2 separate regions of the Mus musculus genome follow, and region 2 is linked to region 1. The links are chromatin contacts, found by Hi-C or POLR2A ChIA-PET in ENCODE. All regions are on one chromosome and are shown on one strand. Each heading gives the region's core, a stretch centred on a gene start or an enhancer-like site at or near the end of the contact. The rest is flanking DNA. Distances are from core to core; before and after follow the strand shown.

The links. Hi-C counts contacts between places; a loop is a spot of excess contacts on that map. ChIA-PET counts read pairs that join two places held with the same protein, here RNA polymerase II (POLR2A).
Region 2: a loop to region 1 is called in a map of T-helper 1 cell, with 2.1 times the contacts of the local background. The contact joins two enhancer-like sites. A Hi-C loop is called at or near these places in 1 of 37 maps with a recorded cell type or tissue (T-helper 1 cell). POLR2A ChIA-PET finds 5 or more read pairs at or near these places in 2 of 5 experiments (both embryonic stem cell).

What each region holds. Positions count from the first base shown.
Region 1 is chr15:101,142,693-101,148,173 of GRCm38, reverse strand. Acvrl1 (activin A receptor, type II-like 1) reads right to left here. Exons shown (of 11, transcript NM_001277257.1): 11 at 2,838-4,831. The coding sequence ends at 4,697. Among named protein-coding and RNA genes, the nearest start is that of Acvrl1, 17 kb to the right of the region's middle. Within about 2 kb of position 2,565, at least 2 of the 3 ENCODE cell types and tissues checked have a DNase peak (open chromatin) inside an H3K27ac peak, as active enhancers do.
Region 2 is chr15:101,237,320-101,242,514 of GRCm38, reverse strand. No RefSeq gene overlaps it. Among named protein-coding and RNA genes, the nearest start is that of A330009N23Rik, 15 kb to the right of the region's middle. Within about 2 kb of position 3,106, at least 3 of the 3 ENCODE cell types and tissues checked have a DNase peak (open chromatin) inside an H3K27ac peak, as active enhancers do.

The DNA.
Region 1 (5,481 bases), core at 1,316-3,815:
TCATCTCTTTATCAGTGTTTGTAACTAAGCTTCTTATCAACAGGAAACGCCTGCCTGAAGGGATGAGGCAGGTCCAGGGGAATTGGATGCCAGAGACTGGGAATTCTGGGTAGTGCCTTGCTGCTGATCAGCCTAACTGAGCTGTCTTGGGATTTCCAGAATCCAGACGCATTGCTCTGGCATTCAGCGAAAGCTGTACTGTATACTCCAGCAGGGGCCCCGGGCTTGAGTGTTTACAGGAGGGAGCCCAGAGAAGAAGTCCAGTCCTGAGCCTCAGTGACCAAGGACAAGTCACTATAAAGTGGGAATTCTTTTAATCGCCAGCCTCACTTCTTCTCAGAGGAGAGGCCAAAGACCTGCCAAGGTCGTAAGCAACTCGGTGACAGTCATCCCAACCAGTCCTAGTGAAGGGCACAACTCTAGGTCAGCCAGGTACTCAGCACAGACGTGATGCAGGAGAGTGGTGGACTGCAGGTTAGCGCTGTTCCCCTATTGCAATTATCTGGGGGACAAGCAAGTCAATCTAGGTGGCTCAAGCCCAAGTTATCTATTTATCTGTCTAACCGTCTTCCTCCTCCTCTTCCTCCCTTTCCTCCTCCTCCTTCTCCTGCTTTGAAACTGTCAGAAGTCTGAACACTCAGACAGGCAGTTCTGGTGGCAGAGGAAGGAAGGGAGCTGGGGTACTTGAATCCTTCGTCCTATCTGCCGCTATCAGTTGCCCTTGGGCAACCGCAACCGGCGGAGGGGCTGTTGGTGATGGAGGTGATAATCTAGTATGCCCTGGCTTCTCGCCGCCACTGTGTCTCCCTGGGCAGCCCTCCCCTTCTTGTGTTCCTGCAGCCGGGGATGTAGGTCAATAGGAGTGGGTGGGTGAGAAAGAACAGAGACTCATCCAGACATGACACCCCTCAGGGCAACAGTGGTAACACTTGAACCTGGAAACTGCCTGAAAATAGACAGTGTGTCTATGACATTATGCAAATTGTATGCAAAGTCGAGGAGCCCTCTGTCTCTATTTCTAGCAAACGGAATGTGGTCCTGGTAGAAGCAGCAGCTTGTTTCAAGAGTCGCCCACCCGGAGCGATGACTGCACAGTTACCATCAATCCCAGCCCTGGGACACTGGACTGGGCACACAAACCCCTACCCTATCCCAGAGTAGGCTTCAATGCATGCAGATTTTGCCATCTTTTGGGCTGCCATTTCTTTATTCCGTTTGTATCCCTGACTGACCTCTGAAATCATCTTGTGGCTAAGGATAACCCTGAAATCCTGATCCTCCTGCCTCCACCTCCCAGGTGCTGGGATTGTAGGTATGCCTGGCTACACCTGGCTTTGGGATGCTGATCTTAATGCAAGGGGTAAGCCAGGGGAGGCATTGCTCCTTCCTCACAGGCTAGGGTGAGGTAGGACTGAGAGAGGATGGAGTCTGGGAAGGAAAGGAGCTGTCCATGAAAGCCGGGGTACCAAGAGGCCTTGGCAGAGGAAGGGCTGAGCGTCAGTGTCAAGGCTCAGGCTGCAGGGGCCACCCTCACTCCGTTTTGCATGCCCTACCAACCATACCCTCTCAGGGAGGGATAGAAATGCTTCCTCACTTTTTATATGTAATAAGGAAGTTGGAGGCTGGGGTCACCGCAGGAAATCAGAGCAAAGAGCAGAGAGGCTTGCGATTTCTCTTTCTTTTCCCCCAAGGCAGTAACAGCATGTGCAAGTGGCCAAGAATTTGGGTCCTAGTAACCTCGAAAGATTCTCTTCTAACAGCATGGTGACGGGTCAGTCCTGCCAGATCCTGTCCAGCCCACACGGAACTCTTGCACGGCTGTTTTCCCGCTGCCCTTTTCCCGGTCCTCAACCACACTGTGGTCATTTAGGGGCCTGGCCTGCCAGGCTGTGTGGACTCCAGGGGAAGGAAAGGTGGGAGAATGGGAATGCTATTAGTGTCACCATCCTCTGAGGGCTCCCTTCAGAGTCCTCGGGAAAGGTCTTGTCTGCTGTATGTGCCAGGGAGAGGTCCACGACCCCAGCGCAGAAGGCTGCAGATTTGTGCCCACTTGGGAGGCATGGGGAGCAGACCAAATTGTCAACCGCAGAAGAAACTGGGGCACCCTCCCTGTTTTCCTAAGAAAGGTCCAACACCCTCTTCTTAGAAAGTTTGTATTTCTGGGCTGGATTGAACCAAAAGACTCCTCCCAGCTTCCTTCAGTACGGTCTCCTATTCTCTCTCACCCCTCCAGTGGCACTTTGCTCATAGTTTCTGGGGTGGGGCGGAAGGGGACATGAGGTGTTCTCTGAGATTTCCAGGTAAGGGGAGCTTTTCATTCCGGGGGTGTGGACTAATTGCAGACAAGGGGTGGGGAGCACCTAGGGAGGGAATTAAGAAGGAGCTGAACAGGGAGGGGCGGAGCCGCCTCTGAGTAAGGAAGCACAAAGCTCCTTTGCTAGGTGTGGTTTCCAGGCACAGTCCCTACAGCCCAGAACAGCTGAACGCATGCACGCAAGCACGCACGCTGCGGCAGGGACGGGAAGGAGGGCCCAGGCCTACTGGGAGGAGCCAGCCCGCTGTAGGAAGGGAGCAGGGCAGCCGTGGGCAGCGCATTGGCCAGCAGAGGGCGACGTGGCTGTCATGGATCAGGTTGCTGTCTATCCCGGGTGGGATCTGAAGTTTGAACCTCACTCAGCACGGTTCTAGGTATGGGGGCATTCTAGAGCAAGCCTGTCCCAGGGAAATTTGGTGGTGTGTACTTTGGGATGCTCTACTTCCCATCCCCCTAGGGTTCTCTCTGGACCCCTGCAACTGGACCACTGCGGGGGGGTACTAGCCTGGAAGGCAGCAGAAACTCAGGGGGTCAAACATGGTTTATTGAAGACCTACTACATGCCTGTCACAGGCCAAGTGCTCCCACAAACTGTGTGGTTCCACTCACACACCTGCACTGGGAAGCATTTGAAGATAGTTGTCTCTAGAGGGCCACTCTCCTTGCCACGTTTCCAGTTGTTCAACCCCCCCCCCCCACCTCCACTTAGGATTTCCTGGCCTTGGAGGAGCTACTGTCTTCTGGCTCTGACTGTGGAGTCTGGGGATAAATTTGTTCCCAAGTTCAGTAGAAATAAAATCCTTCAGGCAAGAAAGCGATTCCCTGGCTCCAGTGACGGGAGAACCTTCAGACTTTGCCCCCACTGGTCTGGGGAAAGCCGGACTACTTTCTGTTTTTGTCTCGTTTCACTTCCTGGTTCTCCTTGGTCCTTGCATATTGCTGAAAGACAGGCTTGAGAGAGAGAACAGCGCTGGAGAGCTGGGAGGTCACACTGGAGGAACTCAAGAGGTCGGGGCCTGTGTGGAGCATGATGAACTCTCGCCGTTTCTCCCTTCAGTGGCCAATAGTTTCTAGGCCAGGTCTTCCCAAGATGGAGGCTGACCTTGTCTCTTGCCTGAACCCTGCTTTACCCTTCTTAAGCCTCGCCTACAGTTCACTTCTCTTCAGTCCATCAACCCAGGCTTCAGTTTCACCTGTTCAGTACGTGGGTGAACCCTTCACATTTCTAAATACCAGACTCTCTGTGTTTCTCTAGGCTACGTTCTCCCAAGGCTCACTTTCTGGGGTCTGGCCCAGGGTGTGGGCTTTGGCCAGAGAGTCACAGCCGGGGGTGGGGGTGGGGAGCAGAACCCTGGTTGCTGGAGGCTTCTTGACAGGGGCTAAGTTTCTTTCAGTATTGGAGACCCCAAAGGAAGCCACCCTTGAGCCCTGGGCAGAAGGCCAAGCCGCAGAGGGAGTCAGAAGTTCTTGTACTGCCTGGGTCCTGAGGTGGCTGCTAGCATAGCTTAAGGCAAGAACTGGGGCCTGGAGACTAGCCTAGGGGGCACTTTAGGCCATGCTGGAACCTGGCCGTTATTTACAAACCCCAGCTTGACTCAAGCGACAGCGGACAGGGCATAATAGACAAGACTCAGCTTTCACACAGCCTGAGCTTCAAAGAAAATCAGGCTCTGAGACACCTCAGAGGACATTGAGGCAAAACCTAAGATGGTAAGATGGTGAAGACCTCTCCTATCGAACGGAGCAATGCTGGGTCGATCGCTTCCACCATGATTGACCTTCTCCTCAGAGAGCCCTTGGATTTTGATGACCTAGTGAGTCAGCTGAGATGGTAAGGGGACAGAGGGTGGAAGAGTCAGGTACCGCCTGTCCCAAGAGACTAGCCAGGGGCTCTAATCAGGACAACTAAAAGGCATCATAGAAGCAATAAACACCCACAGAGAGACACTGAGGCTGCTGAGTATCCCTGGCTGAGCCCCGGCAGGTGGAATGTCTGCTGAAGCTGGACAGGGCCCTGTGCCATCCTGGCAGCTCTGACAGTTCAGTAAGGTTGACCAAGGGTAGGGAAGAGTGAAAGCCCAGGATCCGGGCCCGGGATTCCCTGGCTTGGCCACCCTGCCCTGGGAGTGGTAGTGGGTGTACCCTGCTGGCCTTGGGGATGGGGAACCCAGCCAGGCGTCAGAGAGCCGGCCACTTTGAGCAGCCCAGACGGAGGCAGATCGAATTTCAGCTCAGCTGTATTTTTGGCTGGATGGGCTGGGAGCCAAGCTGAGCAGGCACACACAGGGCAGCGTGCACACTCTCTTCACTCCCTCTACCCAGACAGGCTATGTCTTCTGCCCCAGCACACACTTTAGGCAGAGGAAGCCTGGTGGCCCTGGGCTAGTGAATCACTTTGGGCTTCTCTGGATTGTGACTGAGCTTCTGCAATGTCTTCTTTATGCGCAGTGCGGTGAGGCGAGCAGAGGGGTTGGGGTACCAGCACTCTCTCATCATCTGGGCCAGCCCGGAGAGGACCTGGGGGGTTGGGAGAGGAGCAGAGAGGAAAAAGAGGTACATGGGTCAGGAAGATGGAAAGGAGGCCCGGAAATGGCTCAGGATCGGGAGACATAGCAGGAGAAGGGACAGGGAGAGCATGTATTGGACAGGAGGCAAGAGAAGAGAATGGAGCCAGGTGGTGGTGCACACCTTTAATCCCAGCACTTAAGAGGCAAAGTCAGGAGGATCTTTGAGTTCCAGGCCAGCCAGGACTAGAGTGAGAGACAGGATAGCTAGGGTGAGATAGATCCTGTCTTGAAAAACCAAGGGGGGGGTAGAGGGAGGGGGAGGGGAGGAGCTGAGAATGAGGGAGGGAGAAGTGGAAGAAGGTGGCAAAACAAGCAGGAGAGAGCATAGGAGGGTGTGGAGGTCTTTGAGAGCCGCGCAGTGCACGGCCTCTGGTGAGCACCTGTCCCCCACCCCGCCCCCATGGCAGGATCCGCTGTGAAGGGTTTTCCTGCAAGTCTGTGTTGCACCTCTTGCAGCCTGAGACCTAGTGCACAGAGTACCGACTCCCTGCCCCTCCACCAGCCATGACTGAGAGTGAGGCAACGGCGGGCATTGCCCCAAAAGTGCCTGTTTCCCAGAAGGAGCCCATCCTGGGAAGCATAGTGGCCCCTGAACATGGC
Region 2 (5,195 bases), core at 1,857-4,356, 94 kb before region 1:
TGGGAATGGAACCTGGGCCTCTCACATTGTAGGCCAACACTCTACCACTAAGCGTTAGCCACAGTCTTTTTATTTTTCACTTTGAAACAGAGTTTATACAAGATCTGGAGACCAGTATAGAACTCACCCTGTAGCCCAGGCAAGTCTTGAATTTCCAATCCCCCTGCCTCAGCTCCACGAGTAACTGGGATTACAAGCGTGCATCCCCAGGCTTGACAGATATTAAGAGATACAGAAATGGGTGGTCATACTCATCAAAATCATGATTATCATGATGCCCAAACACAGAGCCGCGTTAAGACTTTTCCTGTAGACCAGGCAGGGCCACTTCCCAGGAAGGGCTGGGGAACCTGAGCTATGGCAGGCACTCAGGTCACTTCAGGAGCAGCTGGCCGTCAGCTGATCGTCCTAAGGACCATTCATCATGCCCCCAAGTCCATTCTGCTGAGCCATGGTTATTTCCGAGTGTGGACAGAGCGCAGGTTGTATAACAGGCTAGAAGCTAGGAGATGGTTTGAGGGAAGCTTGTGGCAGGGTTGGGGTTGTTCTCACCTTCTCCAGTCAGAGTAGCACCTCAGAGCGGAGGAGGAGGAGCCCCGAGGCTTGGAAGGGAAAAAGGGAATCCATCACTGAGGAGAGCGACACAGCCTGTCAGCCTGCTTCCTCCTTCTGGATCCAGAAGATAGGCCATCCTCCCTTCCCACGCATTAATCCCTCTCCCCCAAGCTCTGCCTTTGCTCGAATCTGCCCTGTTCCTGGGCGGGGGTGGGGGGTGGGGTGGGGGAACCCTGTGCCAGTTCCCACTGCTCTCCATTCTCCAGTGGGTAGTCTGGACTCAAATACACCTTCATGGTGTGTTTCCAGTGGCTTTACTATAAGGAAATGCAAGAATATCTTCTTTGAGGTGTGGTCGTGACTTCAGAGACCATGACAGGGGACAAATCGCTGTGGTTTGAATGCCAGCCCCGTTCGCATGAGCCGGTCTACAAACCAACTACTTCATGCCTCACCTTCTCCCCTGAGTCACGAGGATCTGAGCAGTTTGTATGCATGAGGCACTTAAACAGCTCCTGGCCCAAGGTCAGCCCTGTGTAAGTGTTGGCTATAATTAGACAATATTTTCGGATCACTTTCCTCGGCCTTGGCTCCTAATAAGCACTTGGTGAAAGGCACTTGTTATTTTTATCTTCCTTCTCCCTCGCTAACTTAATCCCTTCCACAAACCCACCTTCAGTTAGCCTCCCAGCAGTGAAAGTGTGTGTATGTTACATTTCTCTAACGTTTACACTTACAAAACACTTCTGTTCCGACCTCGCGGCAAACCCGGGAGCTAGCAGCGCACTCAAATGATCGCTGTCATGTTGCAGAGCCAGGAACAGGGTGTGATCTGTCTAGTGGCATCAGCTGCTAAGGGGTGTGTCCAAGCCACCAAGCAGGGTATTCTGACCTCAGGCACCGGGTGCTTGCTTCTGGATGATATGGCCCGGGGCATGCCAGCTCCAGGCTGCCAGGACAGATTCGCTAGGGGAGGGAGGAGAGCCCCTACTGGTTCCAGAACTGAGAGCACTCCCAGAGTGGGAAGAGCCTATGTTCTTTATAATTATCCCCCATAGCACCTAGAAGCTTACCAGGAGCTGTGTGGCAGTGCCCTCCACTGGCCATAAGTGGTACTGTCGGCTTTTAGAGGACGGAAAGGTAGCTCTATCTACACATAGTTATAGAAAATACCCAAGGCCTAGGAGTGCCAAGTCCTCTGTTAGGAATCACAGAGGTCAAACGAAACTCTCAAAAAGCCTTGGGCATGGGGCAACTAATTGAGAAAGAGACCCAACATTGACCTCTGGTTTCCACATATTCACACACACACACACACACACACACATACACACACACACACACACACACACACACACACACACACAGGTATATCCACAGGCATGTACACACATGAACTTAGACATATACAATGCACTGGGCATGGTGACACATATCTGTAATCCTGGTGCTCAAGAGATATGAGGATCTGTGTAAGTTCAAGTCTAGCCTGCTCTACCTATCGATTTCCAGGCCGGCCAGAGTTACATAATGAGACCTTTTCAGAACAGAACAGAACAAAATAAAAACAAAAGCAAAACAAATTGAAGTCACCTTGTGCTATCTATTGAATTCCAGGTGAGTCTGGGATACATAACAAGAACCAGTCTTTTAAAAGCGCTAGTCTTTTGTGAAAACACATCATTCTACTTAAAGAATCTAGAATATATATACACACACACATATACATACACACACACACACACACACACACACACACACATATATATACACATATATGTATATGTATACACACACACACACATGCGCGTGCAGGGAAATGCCAGGTGCCCAGAAAAAACAATGAGGCCATGCAGGGCTGGGAAGAGAGCCCAGTCAAAGAGGCAACAGCCTCCGCCCCTTTCTTTCCTTGATGGCACAGGAGGCGAAGCACCACGTGGCTCCAAGGGTCAGGTGGCTGGAGACCCATCCTGCTCAGGACAATGGGCTGGAATGGCACACATGTGGCGCCGTACAGAGCTTCACCTCAGCCTATGCAGTGCCTGCCTGCACCAGGTTCACAGGGGCAGACATAAAGGTTTCACAGAACAAGGACTCGAACCTGACTTTGCCTGGCTCCAGAGTCTAGGCTCTTAACCAAACGTCATCTCTTGAAGAATAAAAGAAAAAGGCAGGACACAAATGTATTACGAACGAGCCCCACTTACCTTACTTATATGCTTAGAAAACAGGCTGTAGGGACTGGTGGGATGACCACCCGTGGGGAAGGGCCCTTGCCACCCCACAAGGGGGTAGGAGAGAACTGTCTCCCACAGGCTGTCCTGTGGCCTAGACACACATACTAACCAAATAAATAAAACATAATAAAATTTTTAAAAGAAAAAAAGATTGAAGTCTATATAGTCTTTGGTAGTGTGCTAAGACCCGCTCTCAAAACAAAACTAACAAACAAGAAAGGGCTGAAGCCCGGAAGCCCCCTAGGAGCCCAGGTGACAAGGTGATCAGGCGACAGTGCCCGAGTTTGGCAGCAGAGGGCGACGCCGCTCCTCCGCTCTGCCAAGAGGCGGGGACCACAACCCTCGCCTGCATCTTCCTCCCCAGTAGGGAGAGTCTTGTCCTTCCAGGCTGGAGCTTGGAAGTGGGAGGGAGGCTCTCCCCACGGGAAAGCGATGCCTCTGAGGTGGGAGGCCAAGCCGGAGGGGTGGGGTGGGGTGAGGTGGGGTGGACGTGGGCAAAGAGGGCCCATGTGTGCAAGAAGGGCCCGGGTTGTGCGAGGGCCCGGGTGTGCAAGAGCCCAGCAAAGGCGGAGAGGGCCTTGTCGCATCTCCCGGACTTCTGAGCCACTGAGATTGGCTGCTGTGGGACGGCGGTTACTCACTTGGGCGCCGCCACCTGCTTCCCTCCCAGCTCCCTGTGGAACACTAGGCAGAGTCCCCATGTCCACCCACACCCTGCTCCTGGCGGCTCCACCTCCAGGAGAAAGCCTGCCTCTGCAATTCAGCCGTCAGCCTGTCTTAGAGCAGGCGAAGGTGGTGAGAGCGAAGCCCAGCTGACTCTACTCGGGTGTCTTCTCTCCATTCCAACCCACTTCAACCAGGTCCAGAACTTGCATGTCAGCCCTGCAGTCTCTCCCTCAGCTGTTGGGGCAACTGGAGTCTGAGATTTCCTACTTCCGTCGCTTAATTGTTGATCTACGGATGAGCCCAACCTGCTGCGTGCTTCTGCTCCAGTATCCACCTCCTCCCCTCATCCAGAACTCTGACAGCCCCCAGCACCCCTGCAGGTCCCACGTATAGGTTCTGACCAGCTAGCCTCCAACTGGTTGGGGACTGGGCATCTCCAAGAGAATCTTCACCTTACACGTGTTTCACCCAACAGTATGGAGGGGTTCCGGACCAATGGGAGGCATAGATCCCCCTGGTCTCCCACCCCCAAGGGAAGCTAGACCTCAGTAGCTCTATCAATACTTACAGCTCACGGTTCTGGTGGGAATGGATTCTAGATCAAGGATTTGGATCTAGAGTAATCTATATTCAAAATCCTATCAATACATCCTTACCATAATATCTGGTGTTTTTTTTTTTTTCTTCTTCTTCTTGGTTTTGATTTTTGTACCTTTCTTGCTTTCTGAGACAGGGTCTCAATATGCAGCTCTGACTGGTCTAAAACTTGAGATCCTCCTGCCTCAGCCTCTAAAGTACTGGGATTATAAGCAGCCCTGATCTTTCTCCTTCTCCTCCCTAACCCCACCACCGGGGTTCTTTCTATATTGCCCAAGCCGACTCCCATGCTCCAGAGCCCTCCTTTGCCAGCCTTCAAAGTAGCTGGAGCAGCATGGGCACACTACTCTACTCAGCTTTAGGGTACTTGGAAAAAATCGGATGCCCTGGAGCTAGCACAGAGCACCTGGACCATGGCAAGGGGAATGAAAGGGGAGGGGCCGTCGGTGCTGTTAATTGTTCTCTGTGTCAGCCCTGTTCTGTTCACTATGGTAGTACTTGTTTGAGCAGAGAGTATAGGGTTGGAGCTGACCGTCCATAGGAGAGGAATCTGGAGAATCCCATACCGGACTGTGGTTGCTGTACAGTTGGGGGTTGTCACCCTAAGAGCTTGATTTTTGAGGGGGTTTTGTTTGTTTGTTTGTTTTAAGATTTATTTATCTTATGTATGTGAGTACACTGTAGCTGTCTTCAGACACACCAGAAGAGGTCATCAGATCCCATTACAGATGGTTGTGAGCCACCATGTGGTTGGTGGGAACTGAACTGAGGACCTCTGGAAGAGCAGTCAGTGCTCTTAACCGCTGAGCCAACCTTAAGAGTGTTTTGAGGGAACCTGAGAAACTGGGCGATACACACTGACCTGGAGCTTCCAACAGGAGTTGTTGAGAAAGAGGCTCAAAGGCAACATTTGTATAACTTTTACTTTTTGTATAAATTTGCATATTCTCTCTTGAAGGGCCAGCCTCCAGGAAGGGAAGACTGGCTGAAGCTGAGGTTTCTCCTAGAAATCGCAGTGTCTGGCAGGTTAGCAAGCATCCCTTCTCCCCTGTCCAGTGAAGTCTGGGGACTCTCAGGCTCCAACTATGTTGGTGGAAGTCAAGTGAGTTCAATATCTTGGATTTATCTGTTTTGTCTCCA